Regions from separate parts of the Homo sapiens genome. Here region 1 is linked to region 2. Evidence: read pairs that join two places in POLR2A ChIA-PET (ENCODE). Cell type or tissue: MCF 10A. All regions are shown on one strand. Each heading gives the region's core, and the rest is flanking DNA. Links, peaks and the distances in the headings are about the cores only.

Evidence for each region. ChIA-PET counts read pairs that join two places held together with the same protein. Peaks named below come from ENCODE experiments on the same cell type or tissue, not always from the same donor. Only the 100,000 strongest peaks of a DNase experiment are listed, where the experiment ranks them.
Region 1: POLR2A ChIA-PET joins it to region 2 with 5 read pairs; 2 of 35 experiments call an interaction of 5 or more read pairs at or near these places.

Annotation. Positions count from the first base shown.
Region 1 is chr12:124,410,381-124,412,880 of GRCh38, forward strand. The region is part of intron 15 of NCOR2 (nuclear receptor corepressor 2); the gene reads right to left. Among named protein-coding and RNA genes, the nearest start is that of MIR6880, 74 kb to the left of the region's middle. RefSeq lists enhancers at 1,815-2,442, 2,443-2,500. In MCF 10A, for the core only: no CTCF peak of the experiment used is centred there; a DNase peak (open chromatin) is centred at 1,311.
Region 2 is chr12:124,683,606-124,700,729 of GRCh38, forward strand. No RefSeq gene overlaps it. Among named protein-coding and RNA genes, the nearest start is that of NCOR2, 120 kb to the left of the region's middle. RefSeq lists enhancers at 1,203-1,747, 1,748-2,290, 4,330-5,051, 11,214-11,715. In MCF 10A, for the core only: no CTCF peak of the experiment used is centred there; no DNase peak of the experiment used is centred there.

The DNA of each region.
Region 1 (2,500 bases), core at 1-2,500, 280 kb before region 2:
AACATCCCTGACTGCAGGACGTGGGGAGCCCCCAACTGTCTCCCCACCTAGCACAAAGCTGGGCAGGAAACCAGAGACATCTGCTCACTTCAACCCTAAAACTGCACCCAATCCTGCCCAGCCCAGCTGGCCCTGACTGGAGAGGACCCAGCCACCTCCTCTGGCAGGCCTGGGAAAGTCGGCACCACCGGAAGGCTGTGGGCCCATCCTGGCCCAGCCCCAAGCAGGCAGCAGGTTTGAAACAAGATACAAGCCCTCGGCCTGGGAGCTGAAACACAGCCTGGGGTGATCTGGCCCGCCCTGCCACCGGTCCCCACCATCAAGTGACTTCAGCACCTAGGGCAGGCAGCTAGCCCTGAATACCAACACCCACCGCACAGCGGCTGCCCCTCCCCAGGGACCAAGCCTGGCTGCTCCTGCCCTGGAACAGCCTTCCCGGTCATACTGTTCCCTGTGCAAACTGTCCGAGTGCCACAGCAAGGGGAACAAGGTCACCAGTCCCTCCGCAAAGAGCTGGGAGAGGACAGACGGAGGAGGCAGGGGACAGGGGGCTGTAGTGGGAGGGAGGAGAGAGAAAGGGAGAAAGGTGGGGGAGGAGCAGAGACCTGGAGGAGGAAGGGTGAGAGGAGAGACCCAGGGACAGGGTGAGGAGGGGAGGGGGCGGGGGAGGAGGAAGAGGAGAGATGGGGGAGAGAGAGAAGGGGAGAGAGAGAGAGAGAGCTAGAGACAGAGTTAAAAGACTTAGATGGGGGAAAGAGAGAGAGACGGGAAAGCACATGCAGAGAAACAGACGAGACGTGGACACAGAGATAAAGACACAGAGAAATAGAAAGAGGGAGGAAGACATGGGAAGAGAAACAGACGTAGCCACCCGTGTGCGCGCATACACACACAGAGAGAGAGAGAGAGAGAGAAACCTAGAAAAATGCAGGAGATTCAGAGCCAGGGGCTTGGGCAGAGCAGACCCAGAGGGACAGAGATGGGGAACAGTGGAGAGTGGACGGCAGCAGTCGGGGGCGGAGCCTCGGCCTCCCTGGGCTTCCTTCTTGGACCCAGGCCGGATGACTGGAGCCCAGGACGGGCTGTTCCCGTCTCAGTGTCCCATCTCTGCAGAAAGAGAGGCCCCCTTGGCCACATGAACCCCCATCGCTGCGGGAAGGCCATATTGGCTACCAGGGGCCGGGCCCTGCCACCTGGCCTAGCCAGCCTCACATCCTCGCTCCCCAACGGTCTGCAGTCAGGCCCCAGCATTCCTGGGCTCTGGTTTTGCAATTCACTAGGATAACGCGGCCCTTCCATCAATGAATCATGGACTATAAACCACTGTGCCAGCGCTTGAGCTGTTCCCCGCACCGCCCCACAGTCCGTGATTCACCTCAGGGTGGTGGTGATGGGGCTCGGAGCCCAAGAGAGGATGCTCGGGCCTCAACCCAGCCTCCAGGCTCAAAAGCCGCTCACGGCCGATCTCAGGGGCCAGGTTCCGGGAGGTGGGGGCTCGGCCCTCCCTTGCCAAAGCTCAGGCCTGTGGGGTCTCATGGGGGTGGGTGTGGAGGGGCTAGCATTCCAAAAGCCTATGCCCGGGCCTGCATCCCCGTGTCAGAACACAGAGAAGCTTCCAGAAAGAGGATGGCACCCTCCATTAAACAAGAAGGCAATCCCACCACTCTAAACAGCCATGCACATCCCTCGCCTCCAGCCGGCCACAAGGCTAAGCACCAGTGCCATGGATGCCAAGGTGGGCCAGAGTGAAGGCGGCCGCACACAGCGCGGGTCTGAGTCCAGAGACGTCCCATGGCCAGCACTTTTAATCAAGGACTTTCATATTCCACTTTATAACCATCCAAGTTTCAGAAACGTAACCATCGAAATGACACACAAACTGCTTTGGTACAGGGCACATGGTGTCGGGGTGACAGGGCGGAGAAGGGCCTGGTGCAAGCACTTCAGACAGGGCAGGTGTCCTTGAGATGACACGGTGGCACTGGCGTCTTGCTGCTGGGCTGTGGTTAAGCATTCGGGTGGCCACAGCATCTATGAAGCGTGGCTTTGCAAACATGCAGATGCACAGGCTGCCTCCTGGGCTGGACTGGCCAGACCTCCCTTCTAGAAGGGGCTGGCTGCCATCGGCTGTCAGGCGCGCTGACAATAACTCAGCTCAGAGCTGCCTCATCCAAGTTGGGCCCTGGCCAGGGAGGCCGTTGCCCACCCCAAACACCTGGGAAGGGCCGTTCCAGCTTGAGTGTACTCCCATGGGTGGTCTGGGCTGTGGGGTAGCCCACCTCGGGCTTAACAACCCCTTCAGCCACCCTGCTCCCTGCTCAGGGGCTGACCCCCAGCACCGAGGTTCTCAGCAGCGTCCTAGACCAACGCCTGGGAGCTCCTTGGAAATGCAGAGTCTTGGATCTCGGCCTTATTGTGGGGTGAGGGGTGCGGCCCAGTGACTGGGTTTCCCCAGCCCTTCCGGTGATTCCGACATGCACTCACATCTGAGGACTCAGAC
Region 2 (17,124 bases), core at 7,924-10,423:
ACGTGTGCTCACTTCTAAACTGCAAGCCGGCCCCTGAGGGGGTGTGTGAGGAGTCAGGGTCTTAAAAACTTCCTGCATATTTTCCCTTCAGAAATAGCATCCTTAACTTTCTTTTTTTTTTCCTTATTAAAAATGTACTCATGTAATCCACATGCACTGGCTGTGAGAAATTCCAAAATGTCTTTTGGAGAGAGATCCTTGCCCCCTGAGGCTGTCCCCATTGCACAGATGATAAGCACAGTCAACGAGGCTGGGCGCCCGTACTTCCCAAACTTTGTGGGGCCCACAGCAACCCTCTGAGGCTTTTACTTTTATCATCCCCATTCCACAGACAGGGAAACTGAGACTCGGAGAGGGACAGGGCCAGCAGCCAGCACATGTTGGAGGGAGGTCAATCCACTGTGGCTTTGAGCAGAGTGGTCGCAGGACTACTATGCCATATCCCACCTCTTTGTAGAAGAGTTCTTGATTTCATTTTTAAATTTTTGTGTTGTTGTTTCTATTTTGTACCATTTTCTGTGTATCGTTCTGTGACTTGCTTTTTTCATTTAACATGTCTGAGACATCAATTCATGCTGGACACACATAAGTCACCTCATTTTTTTTTTTTTTGAGATGGAGTCTTGCTCTGTCACCTAGGCTGGAGTGCAATGACAGGATCTCAGCTCACTGCAACCTCTGTCTCCCAGGTTCAAGTGATTCTCCTGCCTCAGCCTCCTGAGTAGCTGGGACTACAGGCACACGCCACCATGCCTGGCTAATTTTTGTATTTTTGGTAGAGACAGGGTTTCCCCATGTTGGCCAGGCTGGTCTCGAACTTTTGACCTCAAGTGATCCGCCCTAGCCTTCCACAGTGCTGGGATTACAGGCGTGATCCACCGTGCCCAGCCAGTCACCTCATTCTTTTTAACGCCTGTTTCATAGCCCCTGACACACAGCACAGAGCCATTATAATTGTTGGAGTCAAAACGGTTCATATCTGATCATCTTGTATTCTCCGGACGTAATTCATTTTAATGTGCACTACAGTCTCTATGCGATGCAGTGAGCACTTTTGGGAAAACCAGTCGGACCTGGACTGGTTGGTCAGGAGAAGGTCTGAAGTGCCCTGTCAGGCCAAGTCTGAGACTGTGGTAGTAGAGGAAGTGAAAGCAGGCTCCAGCACTGAGGTCCAGAATGTTCCCAGCTCCAACGAGGCCATGAAGATAAAGCACTTCTTTTGTTGGCCATCTGCATATCCAAGAACTCCAGAGTATCCAACCTTCAAAGCACTGTGGCTCATTCCCTGAACAACGGTGCCAGGTAATTCACAAAGCAACCCTCTGCACACCACAGTTTGCTCCAGTCTCCAAAGCAAGTCCTACTCAGAGTCTCCCCCGAGCAGACGAAGAGAAGCCAGACCTCTCTCCACTTCAGGCAGTGGATGCTTTTTGGGGGCTGGCATAAAGGGAGTAAGGAGGGCATGAGTTTTCACAAAGTCAAAATGAAACTGCTAACAACACGGCTCTGTCTCCCAAGAGTGACTCACCCAGTGAAAACCAGAATATTGTTCCGAGTGTCAAAATCTGCAGAACAGCCTCCAGGATTTGGGTCTTATCCAGCTTAAATGAGCCAAAACACTCCTGCATCTTCCTGGGGTTCCTGGTGAAGGGCGTGTTGTCTTTTCCCTTTAGCCCTTGTTTTGGAAAGCTCTGAAGAGGCACCCAGGAGGTCAGCAGACAGCAGCCTAGCCGCTTCCTTCTCCAGGACAGCATTCGGGCAGCTTTGAAATGCCTCCCAGCGCTCGCCTTCTGCAATCCCCAAACTTATGCTGCTGGCATGCTGGCTGCCACAGAGCGCAGAGAACACCAGGACCCCGGTGGGAGGCAGAAAAAATATTCCTTAGGAGAATCATCACCCCACCTCGCGCTGGAGGGCCAGGCACGGCAGAGTTTATCATCATCAGGAGCGAGTTAACTTCGAACAGGGGAGAAATGCTTTTAGAGTAATTGTATTAGCCCTGGATTCCAGAATGCCTTTTCCATTCTTTTAAGGAACATTCTGTGCATCCTTGTGCCCTCCGTAGAGCAGGGGGAGACTGACGGGTTTGTAGGTGGAGAAAAACGTGAGACATTTTTAGCTCCCGGTTTTATTCATGAGAAAATTTGCCAGGTGATCCTGGAGCGTGACAGCTTGTCTTGTGGAGTTTGCCAGGGCGCCATGGTGCTCCTGGGTATACTCTGGGTGCATACGTGAATCCACAGTGAGCCACATGCAAATCAGGACAATTGGACCAGGGTCAGTCTTCAGCCCTGATGGGGACTGAGAGAACAGGGAGGGGAATGACAGCAGCTAACGCTTATCTAGTGCTTCCTGTGGGCTGGACGAGATCCTGAGCACTTTGCGTGTATTAACATTTAACTCGGATAATGACCCAACAAGGGAAGTACTAATATGATCTCCATTTAAGAGACAGGGAAGGCGAGGCGCAGAAAGGTTAAGTAACTTGCCCAAGGTCACACAGCTAGAAAATTGCCCGCCTAGGGCAATTTCACCCCAGCTCCGTGGCAGTGAAAAGATTGCAGTCGTGATAGTCAGGATGACATCACTCCCTATCCTTGCCTGATGAGTCCCCGTGGGGGATCTTGGAAGGCTTCTTACAGGAAGTGGAGACAGACTCCAAGGTGAGGTTTTCCTTGAAGGAAGCGTGGGATTCTAACTGGCAACTGGGGCAGAAACAGCATTCAGTGTGGCAGGATGGGCGGGTGCGGAGGCTGGGAGGAGGGAAAGGGGCTGCTGGTGAGAAAACTGTGGAGCCAGAACTTGGTGTGGGTGAAAACCCAGGCATACAGTCAGTGCTCAATAAATGGCAGCTTGGACATTAATTGGAGGCCAGGAGGCAGTATCTTGGCTGCTGCTTCCTGGCTGGGGTCCAGCATCCAGCATCCTCAGTGATTCCTGGGAGCCACGGCCCAGCTCCAGGGCAGGGTCCTGATTGGTCCAAGGTGATCACGCCCCTAACCAGAGATTGGGCTAGTCATGGTCATGTGACACAGTTTGACCAACTGCTGGCAAGAATCTAGGAATGCTTTTTCTCACCCTCAAAAAGCCGCTCTCTATCCAAGAAGGCCCTTGTGTGAGTTAGCTATTGCTGCATAACAAAATGCCCCCACACTTAGCCTCTGGGAACAGTGATGTATTTTCTCAGCTTCTGTGGGTCTGGAATCTCGGGGGCACTTACTGGGAGGTTCTGGCGCAGGGTCTCCCTTGAGGTCTCCAGCAGTGGAAAGGTCAGCTCTGGTTGCCGTCATCTGAAGGCTCCTGTTCAGGCTTTCTCCCTCCATCTGAAAGGCTTCCGAGGTCGGCTTGCCCAGTCCCAGCCTGCTGGGCACAGAACCTTGGCTTTTTCCTGATACAAGAGTTCCAGCTCAAACATCACCTCCTCTGAGAAGCTTTCCAAGATCACCTTATAAAAAGTGGCCCCTCCCTGTCCTGCCAGTGAGTCTGCATCCTGTCCCCACATGCCTTACTGCCTCCGGGCCTGAGGTTCTCTCTCTACTGTTTGCCATTTTTCCCCCTCCTTTTATAATTTACGTCTCTGTTGGTCTCCCTACCCCCTCACTAAAATGTACATTCCTGACAGTCCAGACCGTTGCCTGTTTTGTCGTCTGCTAGATTTCCCAGAGTTTAGCATAGTGCCTATAAGTAGTAGGTGCTCAATTAAAGATACGTCTATATTGAATGAATGCATGAATGAATAATTGAATGAGTGGATATTCAGCAGCTGTAGAAGTGGTCTAGGACATCAGGCAACACCAAAGAACCAAGGAAGAGGTTAATAACTCTCTGACACTGTGTGTGTCTGTGTGTGTGTGTGTGTGTTTGTGTGTGTATCTTTCTCTCTCCTGTCTCTTCCTCTCTCTACCCCCCATCTCTCTATCTCTCCTGTTTCTTTCTGTCTCTCCCCGACACCCCCTGCCATCAGGCTTCCTGCCGCAACACACACACCCTCTTCCTCCAGCTGCCTGCATCCAGGTCCCCTCCCTAAGTTTCACTTTCAAAGCCCCCAGATTCAACCTTCTCTGCTTTGCTTCCAAACTGGCTTCTCCAGCCTCAACCCCACCTCCATCCTGTGCCTGCCAGCTCTGGGAGGTCACCTACAGAACAAAAATGACACGGGATTGGGAGTCAGGCAGATCTGGCCTGTGTTGAGGCCTTCCCAGCCATATGACCTCAGGGAAGTCACCTCCTGTTCTGAGCCCCAGTTTCCTCATCTGTACAATGGCGCAGTGAGACCACTCAAAGTAAAGAGCGCATCGCCTCCCTGAACATGGGGTTACTTTAGGGATAGAGGGACAACGAGGTTGCCCGTGACAATCCCCCCACCTCCCATCCCCCGGAAGCCCACAGTGACTTCAGTTCTCTCAAGTTTGCCCGGGCAGCCGCCCCTCCTCTGCAGCTGCTCCCCAGAGAGTGTGAATGCTTAAACGGCCAATATTTTCCCCGGCTCAGCACAAAGCACCGTCATTGCAGGGCAGCCAGGAAGGGCTGTTAGCTTGATTGGGTTCTTTTTCATCTCCACATCAGCTGTTAAGCGGCTCAGCTCATGCAGGGGAAACTGCTTCTCGACTGCCCAGTGCTGGCGTGGGGCTTGGAGGAGTTGTTAAGAAACAGCAAGAATGTGGCCCCATTGCACACCCTCCAGAGGCCAGACTCTTGAAGCACCCCCTCTCCCAGCTCAAAGCCAGCAATAGCTCTGTATTTCCACCCCAGGCATCGATCCAGAGCCCCCTCCTCCTCCCCCTATGTGCTGATGGGTTCCCCCAACAGGACCCCCCCCCCCATTTCCTCCCAGATCTCTCCTTTCTATTTGAGGAAGAGAATTTTTTTTCCAAAGTCCTCCTGATGTGCTGGAGGTAGGGGAACAGTTACTTTCAAACACACTGGTAACTGCGTCTGCTTCCTAAGGGAAGTGACATAACTCATTCCAATGGGAACATGAATTCCTACATCATCCCCCTCTAATAACAACAAATATAACAAGACAGGTATGGTGCTGAGTGTTTTCCACAAATGCACTCAAGTAAGCCTCAGGGCAACCCTAAGAAAAAGGTATTAGCTGCATTCCCATTTTATAGACCAGGTTACAGAGGCACAGAGAGGGTAAGTAACGTGCTTGAGGTCACACAGCCAATGAAGGGAGGGGCTGCCGTTGGAACTCAGACCTTCTGGCTCCCTGAGCCTGCTCACAAAGGGGAAGGGAAAGGTGGACAAGGCCCGAAGCCAGTTCCTCTGTGAGGCCAGGGCATGCCGAAGGAATAGGGGCCATCTCCTCAGCAGGACACCATAATGAGGCTTTGGAGATGTGAGGGGAGCCCAAGCTTGGGAGGGGCCTGGATAGGAAAGTCTGGGAGCTAGAGTTTCCTGGAGAGGCTGAGAGGAAGAGACTGGAAAACAGGGAAGTTGGAGAATCTCAAAAAAAAAAAAAAAAAAAGTGGAGCAGCGTGGTGCTGTGAAACCACTCCATTCTCCCCAAATTTTAACAAAGTTTGATGCACCCAGAAATAATCCAGGCTAGGGGTAGGGGATGGGAAAGAGGAATCACAGAGAGGTGGGTAGCCAGAGATAAAAACCCAACTTTTAGAATTTTATCATTTTGGGCCGGGCATGGTGGCTCACACCTGTAATCCCAGCACTTTGGGAGGCCAGGCAGGTGGATCACCTGAGGTCAGGAGTTCGAGACCAGCCTGGCCAGCATGGTGAAACTGCGTCTCTACTAAAAATACAAAAATTAGCTGGGCATGGCGGCACACAGCTGTAATTCCAGCTACTTGGGAGGCTGAGGCATGAGGATCGCTTGAACCCGGGAGGAGGCAGAGGCTGCAGTGAGCTGAGATCACACCATTGCACTCCAGCCTGGGTGGCAGAGCAAGACTCCATCTCAAAAAAAAAAAAAAAAAAAAAAAAGAATTTTATCATTTTGTGTAACTAAAAAGTCTAGGGGGTACTTCAGGCATGGCTTGATTCGGGGGCTCAACAAACACCATCAGTCCTTCTGTATCTTGGTGCTGCTTTCCTCTAGACTGGGTTGTCTCTCAGGCAGGTCTGGGCACATCCCACCAGCATAGCAACTCTGCAAAGAGAGACCTTCTTTCCCAAGTGGTTCCAGCAAAAGTCTCAGGGAAGGTTCTTATTGGCCTGACCTGGTCACAGGGACTATCCCTGAACCAATTGCCATGGTAATGGGGCAGAGTCTGCCCCACCCAAACTACATGGGTGAAGAGAAGGAAAGGATTCTTCCCCAAAGGAACATGCAAGGGGACTTTCCTCCTAGAAGGAAACAGTCTGGACAGGGAGGGCCGCAGATGTCTGCTGCAGGGCTGAGTTCCCTGTCTGGGGCCATGAGGTGAGGAGAAGGGAGGAAAGCATAGTCGTAGCACAGACTCCACCAGTGAGGCTGGGAAGTTCCGAGCCAGAGCTCAACAACCAGATGCACTGCCCTGGCTGTCCACACTCACCTGTAACTACACAGAAATCCTGCCAGGGGCACTTGGCTGTCTGCAGAATGGGCGAGAAGAGAGATGCCTAGAAAATAGAGGACAGAGAGGTTGAACAGTAACCTGCCTCAACTTCTCTTTCTGTAAGATGGGTTCAAAAACAGCACCGAGCTCACAGGGCTGTGAAGAGGAAAGGGGTTGATAGCTATGAAGTGCTCAGGACGGTGGCATAGGAAACACGCAATGGACATCTAATTCTTTGCCAACGTGGCCACACAGAACTGCCGTGATCCCACTGCCGCACCTGGGCCTAGGCCTTTTCCTCTGCCACCTTCTCAATCACATCTGGTCCTCCTCCGTGAAGCCTTCCTGGAATTCCCAGTGCGCTCTGGCCAGACCCCTGGAGCCCCACAGCCCTGGGTGTGAGCCCTGGCTCTGCTCCTCCACCCTGAGAAGGTGCCTTCACCTCTGTGAGCCAGCTTTCTCTTCTGGAAAATGTGGATAATTAAAAGCACCTAGGAGGGTACTAGTGCACTCCGAGCAACACCGAGAGGCTGTGGTTTCTCTGGAGCTGGGGTCCCCTTCCTGGCATCTCTCAGTGCCTTGGGGAAACCCTGTCTATGATGCCGAAAGACTCAGATTGTAGTACTCAAGATTCAGAGTGGGCCCAAGGTCTCCCCCAATAGGCTGTGTGACATTGAGTAAGTCACTTTCCCTCTCTGAGCCTCAGTTTCCCCGTGGTAATCCCTTCCTCACAGAGCAGTTTGGAAGCTGGCAGGAGCCTCTGATGCAGTGCCTGAGACAGGCAGATATTCCATCAATGGGCATTCTCTCTTCCCCTAGCTACCGGCACAAATGACACCTTCTCTGAGCAGTCTTCCCTGATTGCCCAGCTGCAGTGAACCCTTGGCATGGTCTCTTGCCTGCACGGTGAACTCCTTGGAAGTTCAGATCAGGCTGCTAGTGCCTTTAGGGTCTCCAGGACCTGGTGCATGTCCCTGTTAATAGTATTCTGGAGATTTTGAGATTGATGACAATGATAATGACAATTTTTAAAATGTCATTTGAGACCTCCTGGGTCTCCTTAATCTTTCTCCTGCTTTAATTTTAGTTTAACTTGACTTGAAGTTGTCTTCAGATCCTCTTTTGCAAGGATGCAAGTATAAACAAAGTCATAAATCCTGCATCTGCTCAGAGCCAGCTCTGACAGGCAAGCCTCTGTGTGCCAGTCTGGAGTGGAATCTCGCCTTCAATGATGACCCTTCAGTTCAAGCAGGGTTTCATGGCCTGTGAGGCTGTTGGCAGTGGGACACACAGATGACCACTTCTTGTCATAGTTGTGTGTTTATTTTAACTAGAAATTGCATTTGGCTGCATATATCAGAAAACCCAAATAACAGTGGCTTACCCAAATAAGAGGTTTCTGTTTCCCTCTTAACAAGACATCTGGAGGTGGCCTGTTCAAGGCTGGGAAGGTAGCCCCATCACTCCATGAATACCCAGGCCCTTTTCTACCCCTTTAATCCTCATAGTCACCTATGGTCACAAAGTGGCTGCTGTACCTCCAGCATTGCATCTAGATTCCAGGCAGGAAGAGAAAAAAGAGAATAGGGCAAAAGACCTGCACTAGCTTCCTGCACTGCCACCCACCCACTTTCACCTTTTAAAGAGCTTTTATGGAAGCCCCACCCAAGGACATCCACTTACATCTTATTGGCCAGAGCTGTGTCGTGGAGCAACCCCTACTTGCAGAGGAAGCTAGAAAAGGTGGGATTCAAACTATCTTGAACAAAATTAGGGTTTTATTAGTGAGGAAGGTGGGGGCAGAGTGGGTGTTGGGAAGGCATCCGGTAGCACGGACCACACATAATCCAAACCTTTGATTTTGCTGGAATTCTTACTTAGACCAGTGGTTCTCACACTTGAGAATGTGTGCAAATCTCTTAGGGGGCTTATGAGAACACAGGGAGCTTCCCCCCGACATCAGAATGCCTGATTCAGTGAGTCCAGGGTGGGCCTGAGTTTACATCTCTAACAAGCTCCCAGGTGATGCTGAGGTTACTGGTGTGGCACCACACTTTGAGAATTGCTGGCTCTCACGGCTCAAGTTGGTACTTGAGTAAAAGCATGTGAGTTGATTTTAGAAGAAGAAAACAGTAGTTTAGATGCATTATCAGTTAGGATCCCACTAGAAAACAGAGGAGGGTATGCTGACACAGGAAATGGAGAAGCGCTAACTAATCAATTATCTGCAAAGGTGTGAGCAGGGGGTAGAGAAGCCCTTCCCCTCCAGTAGCAACAGTGAGGAGCTATCACCACACCTGAAGGTAAGTTACCAGAACCTGAAGAGGGTGGCTGTAAGAGAGGACCACCCCATAGGAGCCCTATCCTTTGTTGGAGGGATGCAGCCAACCTGGGACATTGCAGAGAGGAACTGGGGCTGTAAACACCCCCTGGCCTCTTTCTCTACCTGCTTCCAACCTCTAGCTGGACACCCAAGGGCTGGAAGCCAACAGGCCTAGATGAACAGAGTGAAGATTGGGCCTGGAGTGACACACTAAAGATGTCCAGCACAGACAGAAAATATCATGACACCAGGATATCCAGGAGCAACTGTTTGGCAAACAACAATTTAAAGCAGGCAACTCAGCCAGCTCATTCATTCATTCATTCATTCAATTATTCACTGGGGCACCTGCTGTGTACCAGGCACTTACTAGGTGCCAGGGATTAAGAGATGAATTAATCATGACCCCAATCCAGAGAGCTGCCATCTGCTGAGGTCCGAGGCACTCTGGTGGTGGGCAGGTGGGGTCATCTTCCCCAGTCCCTGCCATAGCCCACCCAGCCAGACTCACGGTGCCTGCCACAGATCTCATCTGCTTGTCACTCAAATTCCACTGTGATTTAATCTTTCATTAAAGTTTAACTATGGGGGAAAGACTGCAAAAAAAAATCACCTGCTCCATCACACATCGCAATGTTTTTATGCACTAAAACAGGAGCTGCAGGAATAGGCTGACGGGATTTGGCTGGGATTAGGGACAAAATGAATCTAAACCACTGGGTGCCCGTGCGTCCCCGTGGGAATACCCTGTAAACCTTTATGCATATAGATTTATATCGGCGAACTCTTGATTATGGTATTTGTTTTCCTGGGCTGCAAACAAAACCTCAGCCCTCAGCGGTCCCCTCGCTGCCGCGTCAGCCGCACACAGAATGTCTCCAGGCTCCACAGCCAATAACAAAAATGATGAAGAATCTGATGCAGACGTGGATAATTGCTGTGGCTTCCTCCCGTGAATTTAAATAGCTTTCTTGAGTTACTGCTTTTGACAAGATCAATAAAATTGAGCTACTGCTGTATCAGGCCTTTCGGCAGATACATAGGGAGCTAGGCTTCTGGGGCTGACTGTTCAACAGTGACCCCAGCTCTCCCAGCAGGCCGGTGAGGGGCTTGGGGGCGTGCACGGAGTGAGGCCAGGAATGGGCTAGAGGGGCCAGTGCAGGACAAACACACGAACTTCAAGATCCTGGCCATGGCTGGATCTCACACTTGTAATGTCAGCATTTTGGGAGGCTGAGGCAGGAGGATTGCTTGAGCCCAGAAGTTCAAGACTAGCCTGGGCAACATAGTGAGACCCTGTCTCTACAAAACTTTAAAAACATTAGCTGGACATGGTGTTCCATACTCGTAGTCCTGGCTACTAGGGAGGCTAAGGCAGGAGGATCCCTTGAGCCCCAGAGGTCAAGGTTGCAGTGAGCTATGATCATGCCACTACGCTGTAGCCAATGTGACAGGGCAATATCCTGTCTCTAAAAAAACAAAAACAGACCGGGCACAGTGGCTCAAGTCTGTAATCCTAATATTTTGGGAGGCCGAGGCGGGTGGATCACTTGAGGTCAGGAGTTTGAGACCAGACTGGCCAACATGGTGAAAACCCGTCTCTACTAAAAATACAAAAATTAACAACTGGGCATGGCAGCGGGTGCCTGTAATCCCAGCTGCTTGGGAGGTTGAGGCAGGGGAATTGCTTGAAACCAAGAGGCGGAGGTTGCAGAGAGCCAACACCGCGCCACTGCACTCCAACCTGGGCAACAGAGTGACTCTGTCTCAAATAAATCAATAAATAATAAAAATAAATAATAAAAAACCAAAAACAAACCAAAAAAACTAGCTCCCAATTGCTGACACTTTCCCTGTATCCCTTCCTCCAAAATTAATTAAGCAAAACTTACCCATATCCTCTGCCTTCTAAAATGACAGGTGGCCAGTGAGGGAACCCAGTCCTTGCTGGGTATTAAAGGGAGGCGCTCAGCACACAGTCCCCACCTTCCAGGAAGCTCATCTGCACTATAACCGAGGCCTCCCGGACACAAAGACTCCCACCACAGGAAGTGGCTCGATGATGGGTTTCACATCTCAAGACCACAGATTCCCTCTAGCAGCGTGGATTTTAGACAGTGGAAAGGTACCAAGATAGAACACTTTTTACCAGGTAATATTCACATGACATAGAATTAACCCTTGCAGCATGTACAGTTCAGTGGTATTTAATCCATTCACCTTTATCTAGTTCCAAGCCATTTTCCTCCCCCAGCCTGTGCAGCTTTGGGCACTTGATGCTCAGCCTCTGTGAGCCTCAGTTTCCTCATCCATGCAGTGGGAACTGACTGCACCTGCCTCACAGGCTGCTGTGAAGATTATGTGGGGAAACAGGGAATGTATTTCACCCAGTGCAGGCCCTTGGGGAGTTTACTGGGGTGAATATCATCCCCGCTCTCCAAATCCATGTCCACCCTGAACCTGTGAATGTGATCTTATCTGGAAACAGGGTTTTGCAGATGGAACCAAGTTAAGATGAGGTCACACTGGAGTAGGCAAGCCCTAAATGAAGTGACTGGTATCCTTATAAAAACAGATGACGCACAAAGGACAGCCAGCCAGTGACGCAGCTGCGTCAAGGAAGGAAGGTCCGGGGTTGCGGGCAGCTGCTAGGAGCTGGAAGGGGCAGGAAGGCTCCTCCGCTAGAGCCTCCAGAGGAAGCACCGCCCTGTGGACACCTTGATTTCTGACTTCTGGCATCCAGAACACTGAGAGAATGCATTTCTGTTGTTTTAAGCCACGCAGCTTGTGGCTTAATTAGTTACGCCAGCCCTAGCCAACAAATAAAGGGAGGCTTCCGCAAGTGGGAGGTGTTCTCATGGTTACTGGAGTTATTCAGCACCCTGACCGGCCAGGAAGGCAGGCTGGGGCAGAGGACCCAAGGAGGCTGAATGGCTGGGGAGAAAGCCCTGGCAGGCTCACAGGGCAGCCCCCCACTCTCCAAGTGGCAGTTCCACAGCCAGCTCCCAAGGTGCACCCCGTACTCTGTCATACCCCCAAACCGTCCCCTCCAGGTACAGGATCAGCTGGGGGCTGTCATGGCCCACGGCAGTTTCCATTGTCTGGGAACCACGCACCTTGCAGCCTCAGGCTTGTTGCTTTTGATTATACACCCCTTCTCTTCTCTCTTTTTTCATTTTTATTTTCATTTAGAGGTGGAGTCTCACTCTGTCATCCAGGCTGGAGTGCAGTGGTGCATTCATAGCTCACTGCAGCCTTGACCTCCTGGGCTCAAGCGATCCTCCTGCCTCAGCCTCCCGAGTAGCTGGGACTGTAGGCATATGCCAACCACGCTCAGCTAATTTTTGTATATTTCTTGTAGAGATGGAGTCTCACTATGTTTGTTGCCCAGGCTGGTCTTGAACTCCTGGGCTCAAGTGATCCTCTCACCTCAGCCTCCCAAATTGCTAGGATTACATGTGTGAGCCACTGCACCTGGCTGGAAGCATAATCTTTAAAAAAAAATTTTTTTGGAGGAATGGTGGTAAGAGGGAGAGTGCTTGAGGCCTGGTTGGAGGGCAAACCGACAGAGGACGAAGCATGTGACAGTCTGGCAGATGGCAGCCCATGGACCTGGGAGCAGATCCCTGGGAGCTGTCCAAGGTGTAAGTGTGAATGGCAGATGCTGTGCTGGCCAGGACGTGCTGGATGAGGCGTCCCAGGGGCATCACAGGACCAAACCTCCCTCCAGCTTCTCAGGCCTCACAGAGGGCTCAGGTCTTGATCAAGGACCGGCTTTGGTGGGTTGGGGTTAGGGTCAGAGGTGGGCATTGAATGAGGGCCAGTCCTAAGCTAAGTTGAGGTGTAGGGCTGGGATGATGAGAGAAGACCCTTTGCGGGTCTTCAGACCTCTAGACTCAAATGCCAGGTGCAGAAGGAGAGGTGAGTCATTTTTGAGAGGAGCTGAGCACAAGTGTCACCTGCCCCTGCTGGAAGCCATTAGCTGACCTCTTTAGACACAGGTGGAGGCTCCTGGGGCAGAACACCAGAATGTCAATCAACATTATTCTCAAGAGGGGCATGGGTCACCTGAAATTAGAGAATCCCCCTGGAGAAGACTGTGCAGCGAGTGATTCCACTCAAAACCCCCTTCCAGCCCAGCCGCCCATGAATGAGAGGCTCTCCCCTGAAATGCTTGGTACTCCAGGAGCAAATACCACTAAAACTTCCTACCTGATCTCCCTCTGAGGTAGGAGGCAGGACTCAACTCGAGGCAGAGCTCAGACACTGGACCAAATTGAGGACTATCTAAAATAGGAGCAGGGCAGAAGCAACTTTCTATAAGACACACCCACCAGTGTGCCATGTCAGTTTACCATTGCCATGGCAACACCTGGACGTTATCACCCCTTTCCATGGCAATGACCTGATGACTCAAAAGTTACCACCTTTTTTCTAGAAGTGTCTGGATAACCCACCCCTTAATTGCATATCATTAGGAGTGGGTATAAAGGAGACTGCAGGGCTGCCTCTGAGCTGCTGCTCTGGGCACACTGCCCGATCTCCCAGTGCCTCTGCTGCTGCCCTGCACTGCGGCTGCAATCAAACACCACCAGCTTGCCCTTGAATTCTTTCCTGGGTGGAGCCAAGAACCCTCCCAGGCTAAGCCCTGATTCTGGGGCTTGCCTGCCCTACATCACCTTAACCCCAAACTGGGGCTCTAGGAATTCCTGTTTCCATCAGCAACAGTTATTTTCCCCAGAGAGCCCAAAGCAGACCAAAAGAGGCAAAGCAGTGGGGAAAAAACAAGCCCACTCCATTTGCAATGTCCTTCTGCTCATTTCCACCTGGTAAAATCCATATCAAAAGCCCCCAGGGGATGCTGGGGAGATGTGGGCTGGGGAAGAGCAGTTCAGGCTTCCCCTCCAGTGGGTTGATGCAGATAGCAGGAGGCTGATGAACCTTGCTGAGGACAGATCAAAAGATGCTGTCTCATTATGGGGCTTCCAGATCATGGCAGATTACCCTTATGTCTGCTTTAGCCCATATATATATATATATATATTTAGACGGAGTCTCACTCTGTCACCCAGGCTGGAGTGCAATGGCATGGTCTTGGCTCACTGCAACCTCCACCTCCTGGGTTCAAGTGATTCTCATATTTTAGCCTCCCGAGTAGCTGAGATTACAAGCATGCGCCCATATGTCCAGCTAATTTTTATGTATATATTCATTTATTTATTTATTTTTTAAGACAGTCTCACTCTGTTGCCCAGGCTCGACTGCAGTGGCTTGATCTCGGCTCACTGCAACCTCTGTCTCCTGAGGTTCAAACAATTCTCCTGCCTCAGCCTCCCGAATAGCTGGGATTACAGGCGCCCGCCACTATGCTCAGCTAATTTTTTGTATTTTTAGTAGAGACAGGGTTTCTCCATGTTGGCCAGGCTTGTCTTGAACTCCTGACCTCGTGATTCGCCCGCCTCAGCCTCTCAAAGTGCTGGGATTACAGGCATGAGCCACGGCGCCTGGCCAATTTTTGTGTTTTTAGTAGAGATGGGGTTTCACCATGTTGGCCAGGCTGGTCTCAAACTCCTGGCCTCAAGTGATCCACCCGCCTCAGCCTCCCAAAGTGTTGGGATTACAGGCGTGAGCCGCAGCACCCAGCCTGCCTTAGCCCATATTTTACATGATTGCTAAGGGTCTGGGTGTCTGGAGACGGGGTGATGCGCAGCCAGGTTAGAGACCTGCCTTTTTCAACCAAGCTCTGCTGTGCCCAAGTGCACAAGGCACCCCTCGGCCTGCATTCCCTTGGAAGTCTTTGGCCGCATAAATGTTATCACAAATCTGGGTTCCTGACGGTGGTAGATACCAGCCTGAACTATGCACGAGGCCCGACAGCTCTCAGAAGAAGGCTGGTTTGAATTTCTGAAGCCAAACCAAACACTGGCTCAAAAACATTTTCTTATTATCTCATTCCCTGACTACGGAACAATCACCCCATTGAAAAACCACAAGCCCGCCCAAGTTTTAAATTAAACCTCTTGAGTTTTCCCTGTGAGAGCAGATAAAATCCTTCCAGCTTATGTTTTAAGGAAAGAATTTGGGGTGTGTGTGCGTGTGTGTGTGCGTGTCTGTGTATTTCCCCTAAACCTATGTTCTTTTGTTGGGTTCCTGAGCACGCTGTTGAAATATTTCACTTGAGGACATCATTACATTTCATGGATGTTGAAGTATCCTTCCAGGAGCAGCTACTCCACGGCTGTTTGGATTTAGAATGCAGCTCTTTTGGGAAGGAAGAGATAAGTCCTCTTCCAAGAAGTAAGCTTCCCAGAGTGGCCTTGAAGGGCTGAGATGAGATTCTTGCAAGAGGTATTCAGTCCCCACCCGCGTATTTGTTCATTAGATGCCGACCGTAGGCTCTGAAAATCCACTGTGTGAAAAATCTCAAGCTGTAGGCTGGCAAGGAGATTGAGAAGACAGAGAGGGTTTTGTTCCTCAGCTGGCGTCAGAAGAAGCCTAAGCTCTACTCTTGGCCCCACTCAGAGCAGCTGGGCTAATGCTGGCCCATGTCTTTGCCTCTCAGCATCTCAGTTGCCTTATCCCTAAAGGAGGAATGCGCATAGGGGCTCCTACTACAGAATTCCCAACAGCGAAAGCCTGAGAAGATGCTACTACTATACTGTTGTGCAGTCATTCAACAAACATTTGCTGAGCACCTACTGTGTGCTGGATTCTGTTTTAGGCACTTGGGAGACAGCAGGAAACTAGACAAGCAGCATCCCTGCCTGCCTGGTGCTAACATTCTGGAAGGTGGAAAAACTCGTCTTTCGAAAGCTAGGAATCATTTCTGATTTTGTTTTGGAAGTGACGTTGGGCTTTTGATGGTGCCTGGTACGTAATAGGTTGTTGATTATTTTCTCTTTTTTAATGAATGGTGAATAACCCACACCATGAGGAAAGGGCTTGGAGATAGTGTGTGCTTAGGGGAGAGGCGGGATTCTGGCTGCTGGAGGTTGCTGTCCTATACCTCCTGGGCACTGGTAATACTGGGGACCCCATGTAGCACCCTTGACCCATCTGAGACATTCCTGAGCACCCCTCCCTGAGAACAGTGAGCACAGACACCAGGCCACCCCAGGTAGAGTCTGACCTCTGCAATCAGTGACAAAAACCAGGCTTTACAGTGAGGGCGGAGCTTAGCGACATGGAGCAGCTTCTCCATTCAATCCCAGAGGGATTCTGTGCACATTGGAGTGTGTGGACAACGCTTACAAACGGAGATGTTCCATCTCAGTTCTTGAATATGAAGAACTGTGTCCTGCAAGGTTGCTGCAAGGATTGCTGCACGTAGAGGGTCTCCTGTGTGCCAGGCATGGCTAGGGGGCCAGGGACACAAAGGACTAGACAGGGGGTCGAAGGCTCAAAATCATATTCAAGATGAGGAAACTGAGGCTCAGAGACGCTAAGCACACTTCCAAGGTCATACAGCCAATGAGCGGGAGAGCCAGGATTTGGACCGCTGACCACCTGGTTTCCAAACCTGGTCTCCCTTCACCCCTCCTCCCCGCTCCACGCCTGCAGTCTCCAGGACGGAGAAAGTCCTTTTCACTTAGCGTTCCACTTGTGTCCTCATTAGAACTCCTACTTGCGGCCGGGCGTGGCAGCTCACGCCTGTAATCCCAGCACTTTCGGAGGCTAGAGGCAAGACAGGCAGCGTCAACAAGCAGAGCTGCTGGGGCACGGCGATAGGGACTGGAAGGGAGTGGAGTGAAGTGACCATGACAGAGGGAGTGCCTGCCACATCTAAAGGCCAGTTTCCAACAATTGTCACATAAGAATGCAGGGCCCGGGGTCACCAGATCTGATTACTTATTTGTTTTATTTATTTTTTTTTTTAGACAAGGTCTTACTCATTCTGTCACCCAGGCTGGAATGCAGTGGCACGATCACGGCTCACTGCAGCCTCAACCTCCCAGCCTCAAGCAATCCTCCTACCTCAGCCTCCTGAGTAGCTGGGACCTCAGGCGCATGCCATCACACCTGGTTAATTTTTGTTTTGTTTTGTTTTTTGTAGAGTGGAGGTCTCGCTATATTGCCCAGGCTGGTCTCAAACTCCTGGGTTCAAGTGATCCCTCCTGCCTCAGCCTCCCGAAGAGCTGGGATTACAGGCGTGAGCCACCATGCCCAGCCCAGATCTGATTTTTTTAACAGAGCCCAGATTTTTAATGTGAAACATCCTACCTTTTAAATGATGCCAGTTAATGTTTTAAAAAATAATGAATCTCTGTGCAAGAGCAGCTAAGCACATTTGTGGCCCACCAG